Linked DNA regions of Homo sapiens: region 2 is linked to region 1. Evidence: read pairs that join two places in POLR2A ChIA-PET (ENCODE). Cell type or tissue: OCI-LY7. All regions are shown on one strand. Each heading gives the region's core, and the rest is flanking DNA. Links, peaks and the distances in the headings are about the cores only. Region 1 has its middle 240 kb from the start of LINC02498. Region 2 has its middle 300 kb from the start of MIR572.

Region 1 (8,371 bases), core at 2,207-7,206:
CCCCCTTTAAAAAATGCCTCCTTTCTGCCCCAAAAGTGAAGTGGTACTCTTAATGCAAGAGGCTGTACTTCTTCCTCTAAGCTAGTTTTGGAATAAACAGTCATTTTCTTTATATTAATACCAGACCTTGTTATTATTAATTGAACTCTGTAAGCAGCAAACAATGGGACCAGCATTGCAGTTAAAATACCATCATGTCATTCAGGGTTTTTGTGAGTGCAACACCATTCCTGACAGGCTGTAGATTTTAAATAACGTTTTGTTGACTCAATGAACAAATATTTGAATAAATAGATGAACAAAGGAGCAAAAGGCATAAATCAATAGTTTTCACTTAATTCATTGCTTTATCAGTAAGCCTGTCAAAAGAGAAAATAAGATAATACTTCAGATAAAACACCAGTTGGAAATCACTAGCCTAATTTAGTGAAAATCTATGAATGCAAGTCTCTCAGAGTAACATAAGTGACATGAAAGAAACATCTATGTGCTTGAGTTAGGCAGTTTTGTCAGAGGCATTTGAGCCAGAGAGACTCCATTTTGAGTGAGGGCTGGGAAAATGAGGCTGAGACTTGTTGGGCTGCATTCCCAAAAAGTCAGGCATTCCTAGCCTCTAGATGTTTACGGTTAAGGGAACAAATTAGTAATGTTTACTAAAACAGACTCAGACTTGGGAGTGTCCAGATATCCCAACATCTGGAGAACAAAGGCATTCCTAATTATGCTTTAAAGATAATACTATCAATTCTTGCAAAATATAGTAATTAAGAAAATCAATCCTTTGTCACAAACCCTTGTAGCAGAACACATCTCCCCATATATACAAGCATTGTACCTAGGGTGAATGCATTCCTCCTCTTACTTTTGGGAATGCCCTACTCTGTCTATGGAGTAGCTGTTCTTTCTCCACTCTACGTTCTTAATAAACTTGCTTTTGCTGTGCACTGCAGACTTGCCTTGAATTCTTTCTTGCTTGAGAACCAAGAACCCTCCCTTGGGGTCTGAATCGGGACCGCTTGCCTGTAACAGTTTCTATGTAATGCCAAACATGTGCACGAAAATATACTTTGTATTCCCTAAAGAAGATCATTTTGGATTGTGAACCTCTTTTTACAGACAAACCCTCAGCCCCCACCCCATTCACATGTCGCATGAGCACTGCAGTTAATATCTGGAACTAACATGGACAGTGATTCAAAACATCACATGTATGTGGGGGAGTGGACAGCTTAGTTCCAGTTACACTAAAACAAAATAATAAAGAAAACAATGATGAGCTTGAGTCATATCTCAGAAAGCTTGCTGGTGCATTTACTGTAATCAGTATCCATAGGACACTGATGGGTTCATCATTTCAATTTATTTAATGATAAAGGACTCTATTTTTCTCAATGCAATTAAGCAAAATACCACAGTAAACAAGTACTTTAGTGGGATAAAACTACCTCCATTTGAATCACTTATTTTTAAAGTAAGCATTCACTAATCAGCTCTAGAAAAAAAAAAATCCGACTATAAAATTGGCAAATATCTTTGGAAATGGAACTCCTTTTAGAAACCTGTTTAGGGAAAAAAGAACAAGGGAAGATAATTGTCTGTCTAAATGGATGCCATTTAACAAAGATGATTGGAGAGCTCTTGTGTATTTCCTAAACCATTTCTCCTTCAGGGGTTTTTTGACCAACCTTGGAAATCCATAAAAACCAACTATTGGTTTTTCAGTCTTTTTATTGGCTTTTCAACCTTTTATGGTGCTGCTGCAGTAAACATATTTATTGTATACAGTCTTTTTATTTGTTCATTCTTTCAGCAAATATTTTTGAGCTCTTCTATGTTTCAGCCACTCTTTTGGACGCTTAAGATGCTATGATGCACAAAAATGATATGTTTCTGGCCATAATAAAGATTATAGTTGGGAGGGGAGAAATGGTGAGAGGATATATATTAAAATTATAATCACTCAATTAACTTAATGAATCACCATCATGATTTGCTACAGAGGTTAACATCGTAGTACAACAAGGAGGCTTGGTGAATTGTTCAGCCTGGGACTACACTTCTGAGATGACATATTTGCTGGGAGCTAAAGAAGAAATAACTTTAATAGGCCACACTGTATTGAAAGAGTGTTTCAGATGAGGCATGGAATCGCAGCATATGTGAGTGCCCCCAAGTAAGAAGGAGTTCGATCATATTTGTTAATTTTTTGAGCACCAAATACTTCTCCAACTTAGATCTTTTCCAGCCTTCAGGGGTCATAGACTGGTGGGCCAAACAGAGGAGACGGAGCCAGCATCAGCCCTGAGAAGCAGCAGGAGTTGAGTCTTGGGAATGTCACTGAACTTAGGGTGCAGTGCAGGCTATATGCAGAGACTAGAAATTTGTAATGGCTTCATATGACACTGACCCTGGGCATGGTGGTGCAACACCAGCCAGTTCCCACTTACTAGAGGTGTCAGCCCCAACAGTACCTCTGCTTCATACAGTGACTACTAGGGGTTCTTACTAGAAAACTCTTAGAGCCATCTCTAACATGCTCAAGTTCAGAGACCTAGCTAAACTCCCAGCTTGGGATAAGTACAATGTCTCAAAGCAGAGAACGATTATGTCTTTGTATGGCTGGCCCTAGTTTATGCGCTAAGAAATTCTGAGAGTCCGAACAAAACAAGAGTCCCTGTTAGGAAACCTCTGTCAAGGTGGGGCTCTTACTGCTTAGTTTGTTCTCTGGATTATACTTGAAACATTAAATCATGGGACAACATTAGTTTTCCAGATCAACTCACCTAATCTTCAATTTCCCCTCCTATCTATTGAGATATTAATAAAAGTTAGAGTAGCAATCTCAATCTTTTTTTGTAGTAAGGGCTTGGAACAATATCAAGCTGTGCTTGACTTGGAGTATGCGGCAGGGATTGGCGCTGGTCATTCACGCAGGCCAGGACCCACTGTTAGGGGGCTTTGCTCACTGCTGTGCACTCAGCAGGCCTCCCTTCTGGGTGCATGCTCAATGACATTTGGTCACACTTTACCACTTTGCTGCACTGAACCCATTGCGCCTATCTCTGAAGATGTGAGCAGCAAGAGGAGGGTCAAAGTTGCAATCAAGTCAAATGACAAAACCAGCTAATGCTTACTAAGCACTTACTCTGAGCCAGTTAGTGTTCCCAACACATCTTGTATTAACGTATTACATTTTTAGGACAATATAATAAGGTAGGTGTTATTGTTATCTCATTTAAGAGATAAGAAAAACTAAGGCATGGAGATATTAAGTAATTTGCCATGGTAGCACAGCAAATAAGTGGAGGAGCTGAGAGTTAAGCTCAAGTAGTCTTATTCCTGGGCCTACATTTTTTAACGTCCTTACCATGTTGCCAGACAGACAGAACACTGACCAACATCTATGACAGACCCTAGAGCTCTGGTTTAGATGAGGTTGGATTGTGGGCTTAAGGAATGTTTTGGTTGGGCTCTCTTGGTGGTAAGGGACAGAGTCACTCAAGCCAGCTTAGGGAATAAAGGGTTGGATAATTTAAGGATGAATCTAAGTTGGAGGAGAAGACTGAGTCTTGCAGAAACCATAGAGAAGAGTTGTAATTTGCCTCATAGACACTGCAGATGGAGCATGTGTCTGGGTCCAAGGGGGTTTGAACAATCTCAGCAGGGACATTTATAGATCCATCTATGCTTCTCCACCTAGACCACTCAGTCTAACTCATATTTCCCTTTGTCTGCTCCCTTATTGCCTCTCAGGATTATGCCCAGTACTCTCTGTTCTGTATTTGTTGCTTCTGCTAACACCTGATTCCGTCCAATTCTAAGTCTAGGTATATGATGCAACTTCCCAACTCTAACTCTAGGTATACAATGCAACCTCCTTACTCTAACTCTAGGTGTACAACAAAACTTCCCAACTCTAACTGCAGGCGCACAACACAACCCCCAACTCTAGGTTACTATGCAACCTCCCAATTCTAACTCTAGGTGTACAATGCAACTCCCAACTCTAGGTATACAACACAGCCTCTCAACTCTAACTCTAGGTGGACAGTGCAGCCTCCCAACTCTAACTCTAGATGTACAGCACAGCCTAACAACTTTAATTCTAGGTGTACAATGCAACAGACAGAGGCTATGGATATCCTGCCCTACATCCGCTGCCCAGTGCTGTCTTCTCTTCTTGATGGCTAACAGCACCCTTCCTCACACTTCAGCATCTCTGCAGTGTCTGCCTATCGGCTTTTCCCAGGGCGGGTGCTTGTTCAATCCACCTTCAGAGCACCCTAAGGGGGCTCTAACACTCCCAAGGACACTCCCATCCAATGAGGATTGAGGAGTGGAAATTAGGAACTAAATGCCTCAGCTCCTGGAGGATGGATGCATTGCATACTCCTCGGAGGGTCCTCAGGAGAGAACAGGCAGCTGGGAATGCTTCAGGAAGAAACGCCAGGTACCCAGAAGCAAGTAGAAAAGTAATGAATATTAATGGTGTATTTATCTTGGGGCGGGATTTTTACAGTGGCCAGGTTAATAATTTTATGCACATTTATGCAGATCAGGAAAGAGGGCTACAGGGCTGGTGCCTAAAGGGCCCACAGCCAGAATGTGGGGGGACTTAGATATAGTTCACTGCAAGTCAGTTTCACTTCCTCTAATCCAAGGCATAGAGGGATAGACAATGTCAACATGACAAGGACCCAATAGTCACAGGCACTTAATAGATTGAAATTAATATCTGGTGTCTCCCTCAATTGAAAATGAGCAGGTGAGCTGACACCTAACAGTCTATTTTGCAACCTGAGGGATGGCACTTGCCATTTTTATTATATTCTGTTAGAAATGCAGTCCAGATCTCTTTGCCATGAAACTAGCAGAGCCCTACCCTAGATCTGTCATTAAACTGCAATTTGGTGCCAAGAAAATGGTGTTAAACTAATAATTTTTGCTTGAAGAGCATTCATGACTTTAAGAAAAGAACAAAAAAAAAGTGCTTACCATTTACCCAAAGTTTGAAGGTTTAAGCTCTAACAAAAGACCTGCAAAAAATGAGGCAAAAAGCATTTTGGAGAGAACACGGGATATGCCTCTTTCTTCTGTGCACATCAGAGCACTTTCAGACCTGAGGCTTGAGACCACACTCAATTTCTCCAGATCTTAACTTTATTTTGAGAATATTCTATTTAGGACTAGATTTAGGGATCTCCGTTCTCTGAGACAGGGTGGCAATGATAGCACCATTCATATTTTAGGTTAACACTGTGTATGTCATATTTTAAGATCATTTTTTTCTCATTTGATCAATGTAACAACCCCATGAAGAAAGCCCCTCTGTGTTTTGCAGATGAATTAAGAGGTTAGACAACCCAGCTAGGTAAACCTAACAGAAGCGTAACGGAACACAGTTATTTCTTTCTTTTAGGTTATCTTCTTTTGTTCTCAGAAAGAATCAAATAAATTACCTTAGTCAGGTGTTACCATTCCTATTTTCTTTACGGGAGGTAACTAAGGTCCAAAGAAATTAAGGGAACAGGAAGAAAACTTGCTTTGTACAGGTATGGATTTGACTTATTTTTTATTTTGATTTTTTTATAGATTTAGGAAGTACAAGTGCAGGGTTTGTTTGTTTGTTTGTTTGTTTTGAGACGGAGTCTTGCTCTGTCGCCCAGGCTGGAGTGCAGTGCCTCCATCTCGGCTCACTGAAAGCTCAGCCTCCCGGGTTCACGCCATCCTCCTGCCTCAGCCTCCTGAGTAGCTGGGACTACAGGCACCTGCCACCCTGCCCGGCTAATTTTTTGTATTTTTAGTAGAGACGGGGTTTTACCGTGTTAGCCAGGATGGTCTCGATCTCCTGACCTTGTGATCCGCCTGCCTCGGCCTCCCAAAGTGCTGGGATTACAGGCATGAGCCATCACACCCAGCCTGTTGGTTTGTTTTTTACCTGGATTGATTGCATGGTGGTGAATTCTGGGATTTTCGTGCAGCCATCACTCAAATAGTGTACCTTGTTCCCATTAGGTCATTTCTCATCCTTCACCCCTCCACCTACCTTCTCACTTTCTCACTTTTTTGAGTCTCCAGTGTCTATTATTCCACTATCTATATCTATGTATACAGATTATTTAGCTCCTGATATCAAAAATGATTTTTTTTCTTATTGGTGATAGTGCCCAGGGCACAACGGGAGTGGCTCAGATCAAACCAGGGGAGAGGAAGTCCTGACCATGAATGACACGTTAGCAGCAAGAGGGAGTAGGTGAGAGACAGTTCAATAATCCACCAAAGCCTCTAAACACCCATGGCTGCTTGAGGAGACAGCACCATGTTGGTTGCCTTGCATTCCTATTCATTCTGCCCTCTGCTTTCACAAAGGCAGGTGTTCTCTCTCTCTCTCACACACACACACACACATTGGATGCACACACAGTTCTAACAGTGTTGACTCCATGCAGCCCAGCCTTTAGAACTTTCAATTGAATTAAATTCTTAAAATGACCCACTATCATAGATAAGACACTTGCTCTGTGTAGGGTGATTGGGTTTGCTTTTTCATATGTTTTTATTTCATTTATTCTCACAGCAACACTGTGAGGGAGAAATTTTTGTTCCCATCTTATAGATGAGGAGACTAAGTTTTTGAGAATTAACTTGTCTGCCGTTACCTAGCTGAGAAGCAGCAGAGCTGATATTTCCAACCAGGTCTGCCTGGTTCCCAGACAGGGTTTTCTCCATCCCACCCCACACCCTCCAGCAGATATGCCCACAGCCCACAGCGCTAGTACTAGCCACACCCATTCATGTGCTCCTTGTTTATGGAATATTCAGTTTGTGCCTGCCAGAAATTGGGTAACAGGACCAGGCCTTCTTTGCTCAAATGTAGATTGTCCTTCTTAAATACAGAAGTTACAAAACACTACATTTTGAGACTTATAGCCCAGAAGCACCTTACAGTGTGGTGAGTGATGGACAGAACAAGCACACAGTGCAATGGAAACACCAACAGGGCCCACGATCTGGTGCAGGGTTGGTTGGTGAAGGCTTGGTAGGGTGGTAAGCATGGCAGTTAACCTGTGGCCTGAGGGATGGGAGCTAAGCTGGGCAGAAATCAGGGCTCCAGGCAGATGGGACAGGTATACAAAGTCCTGGAGGTGGGGGTGTGGAGGACTCTATAAACTATGCTAAGGAGTCTGACAGATCATAGCAACAGTCAAAAAGGTCAAGGATGAAAAGTCAAGAAGGGTCATTATCAGGTGGAAAATTCTAAAGCTGCTACATGGGGTTAGCCATTTGCTGAGGTCTCTTTAGAAATAGTCTTGTGGATGGTAGGGCTCAGACTGTGCTTGGGTCTTGTCAAACAAAAGGAGTCCCCCATGCTGGCATGTGCCTGTAATCCCAGCTACTTGGGAGGCTGAGGCAGGAGAATTGCTTGAACTCGGGAGGTGGAGGTTGCAGTGAGCTGAGATCACACTATTGTACTCCAGCCTCGGCTACAGAGTGAGACTCCATTTCGAAAAAAAAAAAAAGAAAATGAAGTCCCCATGCTTAAGTTACACCGTTACCCTAAGAACTTGACTTGGTCTGGTTGCGTCCTCACCCAGATCTCATCTTGAACCGTATTTCCCATTTTCCCCAGGTGTCGTGGGAGGGACCCGATTGGGGGTGGTTGAGTCACTGGGGTGGTTATCCTCACGCTGTTCTCGTGATGGTGAGTGAATTCTCATGAGACCAGATGGTTTTATAAGGGGCTTTCCCCACTTTTGCTCAGCACCTCTCATTGCTGCTGCCATGTGAAGAAGGACATGTTTGCTTCCCCTTCCACAATGAATGCAAGTTTCCTGAGGCCTCTTCAGTCATGAAGAACTGTGAGTCAACTAAACCTCTTTTCTTTATAAATGACTCACTCTTGGGTATGTCTTTATTAGCAGCGCGAGAACTGACTAACAGAGAAGTATTAACGTGGTAATATGGTTTTGTTAAGGAAAGTGGTGAAGTACGGAAAAGAAGGGAGTTGGGTTGCCTAGAATCTGTGATTCTAGCATTGAGAATGTTCTGATGGGCTGACTCGGGTCATTCAGTGTTAGGAGAAAGTCTAGCTCTCTAATAGCCACTGCTGTTGTTCTGATAAAGAGTCTTGTATCTAGGCTCCTTCAGGTACTATATTCTAACTACTACATGCTACAGATAATACATAAGGTATACTTCATTCTATTTCCTATTTTTCACAATGGCCCTCTTAGTAAGAGATAACCATCTCTATTTTATAAGTAAAGATAATATGGAGGCTTAGAAAAGTTAATTAACTTTCCCAATGTTACACAGGTGGAGATTGGGATAAAAATTAAATTTCCATCTGTCTGACTCCAAATGCCGTACT
Region 2 (8,371 bases), core at 1,781-6,780, 92 kb before region 1:
CAGACAAAATCCCTGTTCTCGTAGAGCTTATAGTCTAGTGGGTACATAATTATAAAAGCAAAATAGAATATGCCATCTGTAGTCACCCAGTTAGCCTTGAGCCCCAGGTGGAAACAGGGAGTCAGTGTGATAGAATGGGCCGTGGATTGAAATGATCCTCTATGGAGGCCTCCCACACTGGAAGTTACTATCCTCAAAGGCAGAGGGCAGCCTGATTAATGTCTGCATCCCCAGATCCGACAACAACAGTCTCTGGTACATAACCTGTATTCAATAAATGTTTGTTGAAGATGAAAATGAGTGAGTTCAGCAGTTTTCACTGGTAAAAAGTGCTGAGTCTGCGAAGAGCTCTGTTGCTGGCGGCAGGCACAGTTCACAGGGTCTTATCACGTAACTGCGACGGGCTTATGCGGTTTCCACGCTCACTTACAAAATTTCAATGACCTACTTAGCTTTCCAAGTCAAAATAAAGAAGTCATTCTGTAAACTGCAACATAATGTGCTGTAAAATATGAAGGTTTCTCTCTAACATATTAACAAAATCACCTGCAATATCACCAAAACATCACTACAATTTCTGGAATAATATGATGCCTTGAAACTGAATAATTTATTTGTGCATTTGCTGACAATGTGCATTTTTGACATCCCATTATTTTCAATTCTGCATCATTTTCTGGTGTAATGTGGTCTCCATTCTGCCACATTATAGCAGAAATCTATTTAATTTCTCACTCCCTGAGATTTCAAGAGCGATTTCCCAAGAATGCCGTTCTTATATCCAGCAGCAACTAAATGTTGAAGAGTGGTGATCCAATTCATTCTTGCAATAAGCCTAAGGTGTAGGTATTCTAATTATCTCTGCTATGCAAATGAGGAAACGGAGACACAGATGGCTTTATGTAAGTGACTGTAAGGGCCTCGGTTGTGAGAATGAAGCCGCAGGATGGTTGGTTTCAATGTTTCCTTGGTCAGAAATATTTTCACCTTCTTGGTCTCATTTGGTATTTCCTAAAAGTCTGTGAAATAAGTTTCATGCTCATCTGCAGTGACTTTTTTTTTTTTAATGACTGAAGGGTTAGGAAATTGTAGAAGAAAGATAGATCTATTATTTATTGAACAACTACTACATATTCTGTACTTTATTTTTAAAATTGGATTTATTTCTCACACTACTCTCAGAAAGGACATAACCTTATACTATTTGTTTCTCCAGTTTGAAGGTCAGGAAACAGAAGCTCAAAAATGTTCAGCGACTTCAAGGCACAAGACCATTGAGTGACTGAGATGTGACTTGAACTTTTTGTTAAATGCTGAGCACCATTCTCTTTTAGATTCGAGATAATGTACCCCGTGGGTGGAGAACCCAGTCATTTCTTGTGATATTCTAAATTGTGCTGCTGGACCAAGTCAGTTCATTGAGAAATGCATTCCAGGACAGCATGATCACGCCCCTTAAAGAATTGCATTTGTCCATATATTCTTTCGTTCAAAAAGTGACACGTTTTATTTATTGTTGAGCTGGTGGAAAATATTGTTCATTTAATCAGGATCCCTGTCCTTACAGCACATGAGAGAATTTTTTATTTTATTTTATTATTATTATGAGAGAATTTTTTTTAAGCTTCACTACCACAAAAGAGAAATCCATGACTCTTCTAATCAGCTCATTCATTGGTTTATATGAGATGATCTCTGGGATTCTTCTAACTTAATGTCTTTCTCTTCTTTGGCCACTGATAAATTTAGAAAAGAATTTGCAGCGTATCTTTAGCAAGTATACAGAATTACAAGACTAGCAACCATTCAGTCCCCTTTTGGGAATGAGCCATTTTGGGCAGGGACCAATAGCTTAGGCTATTTTCCTATCCTATTTTTTTTTCCTTTGTCTCAATTTTCTCAATAACAATGTTCTTATATACCATATGCTATATTAATATCATCTTGGCATTTTGTTGAGTTAAATACATAAACATTGGTGTTCATTATTATGTATTAATATGTTAAAATATTGTTATGTATTATATGATTATGTATTATAGGCAATATTATTATGTATTAAATATGTAACTAAATATGTAAACAATAACTAACATTTCCCATGTATAATGTTGCAATACATATATTGTTTTCTATCCATGGTTCCTGGCTCACACCTCCCACAGCCCTAGCCCTTATTACAGTCTTTTGTTAAAATGTTGGTGTGCTTTAGGCTTCAGAAGCAGGACTCAGAAAACACAAGAATATCTGACTTTCCCCTGCCCTCCTTTCACCAGTCCAAGGAAAGACTCTAATCTTTTCCCACCATTCTGACTATGAATCATATGACCCTCATTTCAGAAGCAGCCCTGTCCCGTGTCCTAGAGAAAGGATAACTGCACAGACAGGCCAAGATAAATCTGAACAGATATGTCATGCAGCGTTTCCCCACCCAATCTAGTATTATTACTTCATTCCCTTTTATTCTAATCACCTTTCTACACAGTTATCAATTGTGCCTATCCAGTGACGTTTCCATAAAAGGCCCATGGGGGCAGTGTATGAAGAGCTTCTGGATAGCTGAACACATATGGGTGGAGGTTCCTGGAGGGTGGTGCTCCCAGGGAGGGCATGGAAGCTCCACATTTCTTCCCCCATGCCTCGTCCTGTGCATCTGTTCATCTGTATCCTTTGCAATATCCTTTATAATAATCTGGCAGATGTGTTTCCCTGAGTTCTGTGAACCACCCCAGAAAACTAACTGAATGCAAAGAGGGAGTTGTGGGGAACCAAACTTAAAGTCAATCAGTAGATAGTGTTGGGAGTTGAATTGGAGGACACCCAGCTAGTATCTCCAGGTAGATAGCGTTGAAGTTTAATTGGAGGACAACCAGCTGGTATCTGCTGCGGAATTAATTGTTTGCTTTTTGGGAGAGAGAAATCCCCACACATTTGGGGGTCACAGAAGTCTATTGCTGATTGTTGTTGGGTGAGAAAAAAAGCACATTATATTTGTGTTTAATATTTCCACAGACCATGAAACAAGCCATCTTCAGAAGCCAATCTACATTTGGGGGTGATATTTTCTAGGAAGTCATCCAGAGAGATAAACTGTACAACAATGATGATAACAATAAAAATAATGAATAATTAATAAGTGATCACATGTCGTGTGTTTACAATGTGCTCATTGTGCTAAATTCTTCCCATGTATTTAATCTCCATAATAAACTTAGAAGTAAATATAACCAACCCTTTTGACAGATGAAGAAGTTGAATGTTAGCAAGATCAGAGCTTGTCCAAGGCCACCGCCTGGCAAGGGGTGAAGCTAGGGTCCCATCCCAGGTCTCTCTGCCTCCTGACCTCACCTTTTCCTCCACTAGGTCTTGAAAGAAGCTGAGCAGTAGAGTGAGGTGGGGAGGAGGGATAGTGAAGCAGACAGTGAATGGTCACAGGAAAGATTTCATTCAGGTCTCTGGTTTCAATTCTGTTGTTTTCAGCCCTTTGAGATAGATGACGTGACCCAGTTAATATGTATTGTATTTGCTACCCTGCAGAATTGTTAATTCAAAAAGGTGGGAGATTTATGAGTTTTGCACAGTCCTGTTTCATAGCTGCAATGTGGAGCTTCTCCAGGGAGGTAGTTTGAGAGCACTAGCTTTTCTGTGGGGTCAGCACACTTTTAAGTGAATTGGCCCCAAAGAAGAATGAATAAGGCATGGCTGAAATGGCACCAAAAGCAATTGTCACCAGCACCCAGGAGAGAAGGGAATAATTGGTGACAGCCTGGAATGCAGCTCACACTGAGATTGTCAGGTCAGGCAAGCTGGTCCACTGCCTACTCTGCCAGGTTGGGGTGATTCACCTCCCCTTTCTCTATTTAACTTGTAGTTTATATTTAAAATGATATACACCCATTATAAAGAAATTAAAATATACAGAGAAGCAAAAAAAATTAAAACTTGTCTTATCCTCCCAGACGATTACTGTGTGAGATCATATCCTTCCAAATCTTTTTCTATGTAAATACAATTACAAGATTAAAAAAAAATTCTACTGCATCTGCTATTTTAAAAGCAGCTACTTTTCTTTAAAAATATATTGTGAGCATTCGCTCATGCTCATAAATTTTCCACTACAGTAGAGGTTAGAGATGCATGGCTCACAGTTATTTTTCTGTTTTTTTGCATAGTATCTTGACAGACTAAGTAACTGGACAGCATGTGGCAGACTTGGTATCAATTTTAAAAGCTTATCATTTACTGTTTTATCATAGTCCAGACTCACAATTGCATGTAACTGCTTGGCTGCTGTAGGCATCTATGTGAGGCTCCTGCCCTACTTAGTTATGAGAAAGCTTTGAATGCTGCATGAGTTTCCTGTTGCTGCTGTACCAAATGACCACACACTTCGTGGCTTAAATAAAAATATATTTATTCTCTTACAGTCCTATGGGTGAGGAATCTGACATCGTTCTCACAGGGCTAAAATCAACGTGTCAGCAGGGCTGCATTCCTTTCAGAAGCTCTAGGGAAGAATCTGTCTCCTTGCCTTCTCTAGTTTCTAGAGGCCATCTGTATTAACGGACTTAATGCCCCTTCCCCTTCCTCAAGGCCAGCAAAGTAGCATTTATCTGACTTTCCTCCGCCATCACCTCTTACTCTGATCACACCCAGGAACGTTCTTCACTTTTAGAGATATATGCAATTAGATTGGGCCCTCCTGCATAATCCAAGATAATTTCTCTGTTTCAAGCTTTTTAACCTTAATCAAATCTTCAAAGTCACGGGTTCTGGAGATTAGGACAGGGGCATCTTTGGAGCCATTATTTTCCCTGCTGGAGATGGTATACCATCTTATCACTCCAGGTCTGTCATCTATTTAACTTGTTTCCTGTTAACGTACATTTAGGGTGCTGCCAACATTTTTGCTTTATATACAATCCTTCAGTAAAAATTAATATAACTAAACCTTTCCTTAGCTTTCATTGTTTCCTTAAAGAAAATCACTAAGAGCAAGATTTCTTGATTAAAGCATATGCCCATTTGTAAAGTAGTTCCACATTTACATTCAGGGCTCAGTACATATTTCTTAGGTATCTATTTTGTGCCAGGCATTGTTCTGAGTAGCAAGAATTTATTAGTGAACAAAGCAGAAAAAAAAATAGCCATTCTCAAGAGTTTCAGATTATGTAGTGTGTTGGTGGTTAATTGTCTTTTACCAATAGTTCAACTACTTTTGGCGCTAATTTTACAACTGCCTTTATTCAATTCACTACTTTCTTAAGGAACTAGTTTTCTTTCTTTCTTTCTTCTTTCTTTTTCTTTCTTTCTTCTGTCTTTCTTTCTTTTCCTTCCTTCCTTTCTTTCTTTCATTTTTTCTTTCTTTCTTTCTTTCTTTCTTTCTTTCTTTCTTTCTTTCTTTCTTTCCTTCCTTCCTTCCTTCCTTCTTTCCCTTCCTTTTTCTTTCCTTCTCTTCTTTCATCAGTCTTTAAAATATCTATATTTATAATATAGATATAATTAGAATACATATGTATTCTAATATATCAAAAGCAATCAACTAAGCTGGAATATAAAGGAAAATACATTTGTTTACACTGAGAAAGCCCAAGGCCCAAAATGCATTTTTACCACACAGTAGCAGTATGAACTTGGAAATGACCCCTGGTCTTTATCAACCTGTGTGATGCGAATAGAGTGCATTCTATGTGTTAAGCAACTTTTCAATCACTTTACATATATTATTTCAGTTAGTTCTCACAAAAATCCATGAGTTAAATGTCCTTAAGAATGTCATTTTACAAATTAGGAGATGAAGACACAGAGAGGTGAAGTAAACTGTCTGAGGTCACACAGCTAAGAAGTATTAGAGTCTGGATTTCAGCAAGACAGTCTGGCCTCATAGCCTACACTCATAACCTTCTTAATCCTTGTCATGGGTTAAAAATTGTTCCCACACTTTGAAGTTCTAACCTCCAATACCTCAGAATGTGATTTTATTTGGAAACAGGGTCATTGCAGATGTAATTAATTAAGAGGGAGACATGCTGAAGTAGGGTGGGCCTCTAGTCCAAAATAACCAGTGTTATTGTAAAAAGAGAAAATGTGGACACCTGCAATGAGAACATCATGTGAAGATGAAGGAGGGAGTGGGATGATGCTTCTACAAGCCAAGGGATGCCAAGAACCACCAGCAGCTAAAAAGAGACAAGGAAGGATTCTCCACTGCAAATTTCAGAGAGAGCTTGGTTTTCCCAACATCTTGCTTTCAGAGCTTTAGCCTCCAGAATTGTGATAAAATACACTTCTACTGTTTGGAGCCACCCAGTTTGTGGTACTTTGTCATGGCAGACCTAATCTAATGCAATCTTGATCTCCACTGTGGAGATCAACTGATTTATTTTTAGCTTATAGATGACATGAATCATATAACCAACCCTGTCTTACTTTTCTTTAGTTCTCAGGAAGCTCAGAACAAGGTAAAAATTATAGGGCTTTAGGGGGTGCATTCTACTACCTAAATGTCTCTACCTAAACCCTAGCATTCCAGCTGTATTTTACCTTTATTCCAATATCCTTATTTATAGAAATCTTATTGTATCGCATGCAGGTTTTTTAAAAACTTACTTTTGAAGATGGCCGAATAGGAACAGCTCTGGTCTACAGCTCCCAGCGTGAGCGACGCAGAAGACGGGTGACTTCTGCACTTCCATCGTAGGTACCGGGTTCATCTCACTAGGAAGTGCCAGACAGCAGGCACAGGTCAGTGGGTGCGCGCACTGTGCGCGAGCCGAAGCAGGGCGAGGCATTGCCTCACTTGGGAAGTGCAAGGGGTCAGTGAGTTCCCTTTCTGAGTCAAAGAAAGGGGTGACAGACGGCACCTGGAAAATCGGGTCACTCCCCCCGAATACTGCGCTTTTCCAACGGGCTTAAAAAACGGAGCACCACAAGATTATATCCCGCACCTGGCTCGGAGGGTCCTACACCCACGGAGTCTCGCTGATTGCTAGCACAGCAGTCTGAGATCAAACTGCAAGGCGGCAGCAAGGCTGGGGGAGGGGCGCCTGCCATTGCCCAGGCTTGATTAGGTAAACAAAGCAGCCAGGAAGCTCCAACTGGGTGGAGCCCACCACAGCTCAAGGAGGCCTGCCTGCCTCTGTAGGCTCCACCTCTGGGGGCAGGGCACAGACTAACAAAAAGACAGCAGTAACCTCTGCAGACTTAAATGTCCCTGTCTGACAGCTTTGAAGAGAGCAGTGGTTCTCCCAGCACGCAGCTGGAGATCGGAGAATGGGCAGACTGCCTCCTCAAGTGGGTCCCTGATCCCTGACCCCTGACCCCCGGGCAGCCTAACTGGGAGGCACCCCCCAGCAGGGGCACACTGACACCTCACACGGCAGGGTATTCCAACAGACCTGCAGCTGAGGGTCCTCTCTGTTAGAAGGAAAACTAACAAACAGAAAGGACATCCACACCAAAAACCCATCTGGACATCACCATCATCAAAGACCAAAAGTAGATAAAACCACAAAGATGGGGAAAAAACAGAACAGAAAAACTGGAAACTCTAAAAAGCAGAGCGCCTCTCTTCCTCCAAAGGAACGCAGTTCCTCACCAGCAACGGAACAAAGCTGGATGGAGAATGACTTTGACGAGCTGAGAGAAGAAGGCTTCAGACGATCAAATTACTCTGAGCTACGGGAGGACATTCGAACCAAAGGCAAAGAAGTTGAAAACTTTGAAAAAAATTTAGAAGAATGTATAACTAGAATAACCAATACAGAGAAGTGCTTAAAGGAGCTGATGGAGCTGAAAACCAAGGCTCGAGAACTATGTGAAGAATGCAGAAGCCTCAGGAGCCGATGCGATCAACTGGAAGAAAGGGTATCAGCGATGGAAGATGAAATGAATGAAATGAAGTGAGAAGCGAAGTTTAGAGAAAAAAGAATAAAAAGAAATGAGCAAAGCCTCCAAGAAATATGGGACTATGTGAAAAGACCAAATCTACGTCTGATTGGTGTACCTGAAAGTGATGGGGAGAATGGAACCAAGTTGGAAAACACTCTGCAGGATATTATCCAGGAGAACTTCCCCAATCTAGCAAGGCAGGCCAACGTTCAGATTCAGGAAATACAGATAACACCACAAATATACTCCTCGAGAAGAGCAACTCCAAGACACATAATTGTCAGATTCACCAAAGTTGAAATGAAGGAAAAAATGTTAAGGGCAGCCAGAGAGAAAGGTCGGGTTACCCTCAAAGGGAAGCCCATCAGACTAACAGCAGATCTCTCGGCAGAAACCCTACAAGCCAGAAGAGAGTGGGGGCCAATATTCAACATTCTTAAAGAAAAGAATTTTCAACCCAGAATTTCATATCCAGCCAAAC

What was found. ChIA-PET counts read pairs that join two places held together with the same protein. Peaks named below come from ENCODE experiments on the same cell type or tissue, not always from the same donor. Only the 100,000 strongest peaks of a DNase experiment are listed, where the experiment ranks them.
Region 2: POLR2A ChIA-PET joins it to region 1 with 7 read pairs; 2 of 35 experiments call an interaction of 5 or more read pairs at or near these places.

The regions. Positions count from the first base shown.
Region 1 is chr4:10,973,996-10,982,366 of GRCh38, reverse strand. No RefSeq gene overlaps it. Among named protein-coding and RNA genes, the nearest start is that of LINC02498, 240 kb to the right of the region's middle. In OCI-LY7, for the core only: no CTCF peak of the experiment used is centred there; a DNase peak (open chromatin) is centred at 4,626.
Region 2 is chr4:11,065,182-11,073,552 of GRCh38, reverse strand. No RefSeq gene overlaps it. Among named protein-coding and RNA genes, the nearest start is that of MIR572, 300 kb to the left of the region's middle. RefSeq lists an enhancer at 6,931-7,577. In OCI-LY7, for the core only: no CTCF peak of the experiment used is centred there; no DNase peak of the experiment used is centred there.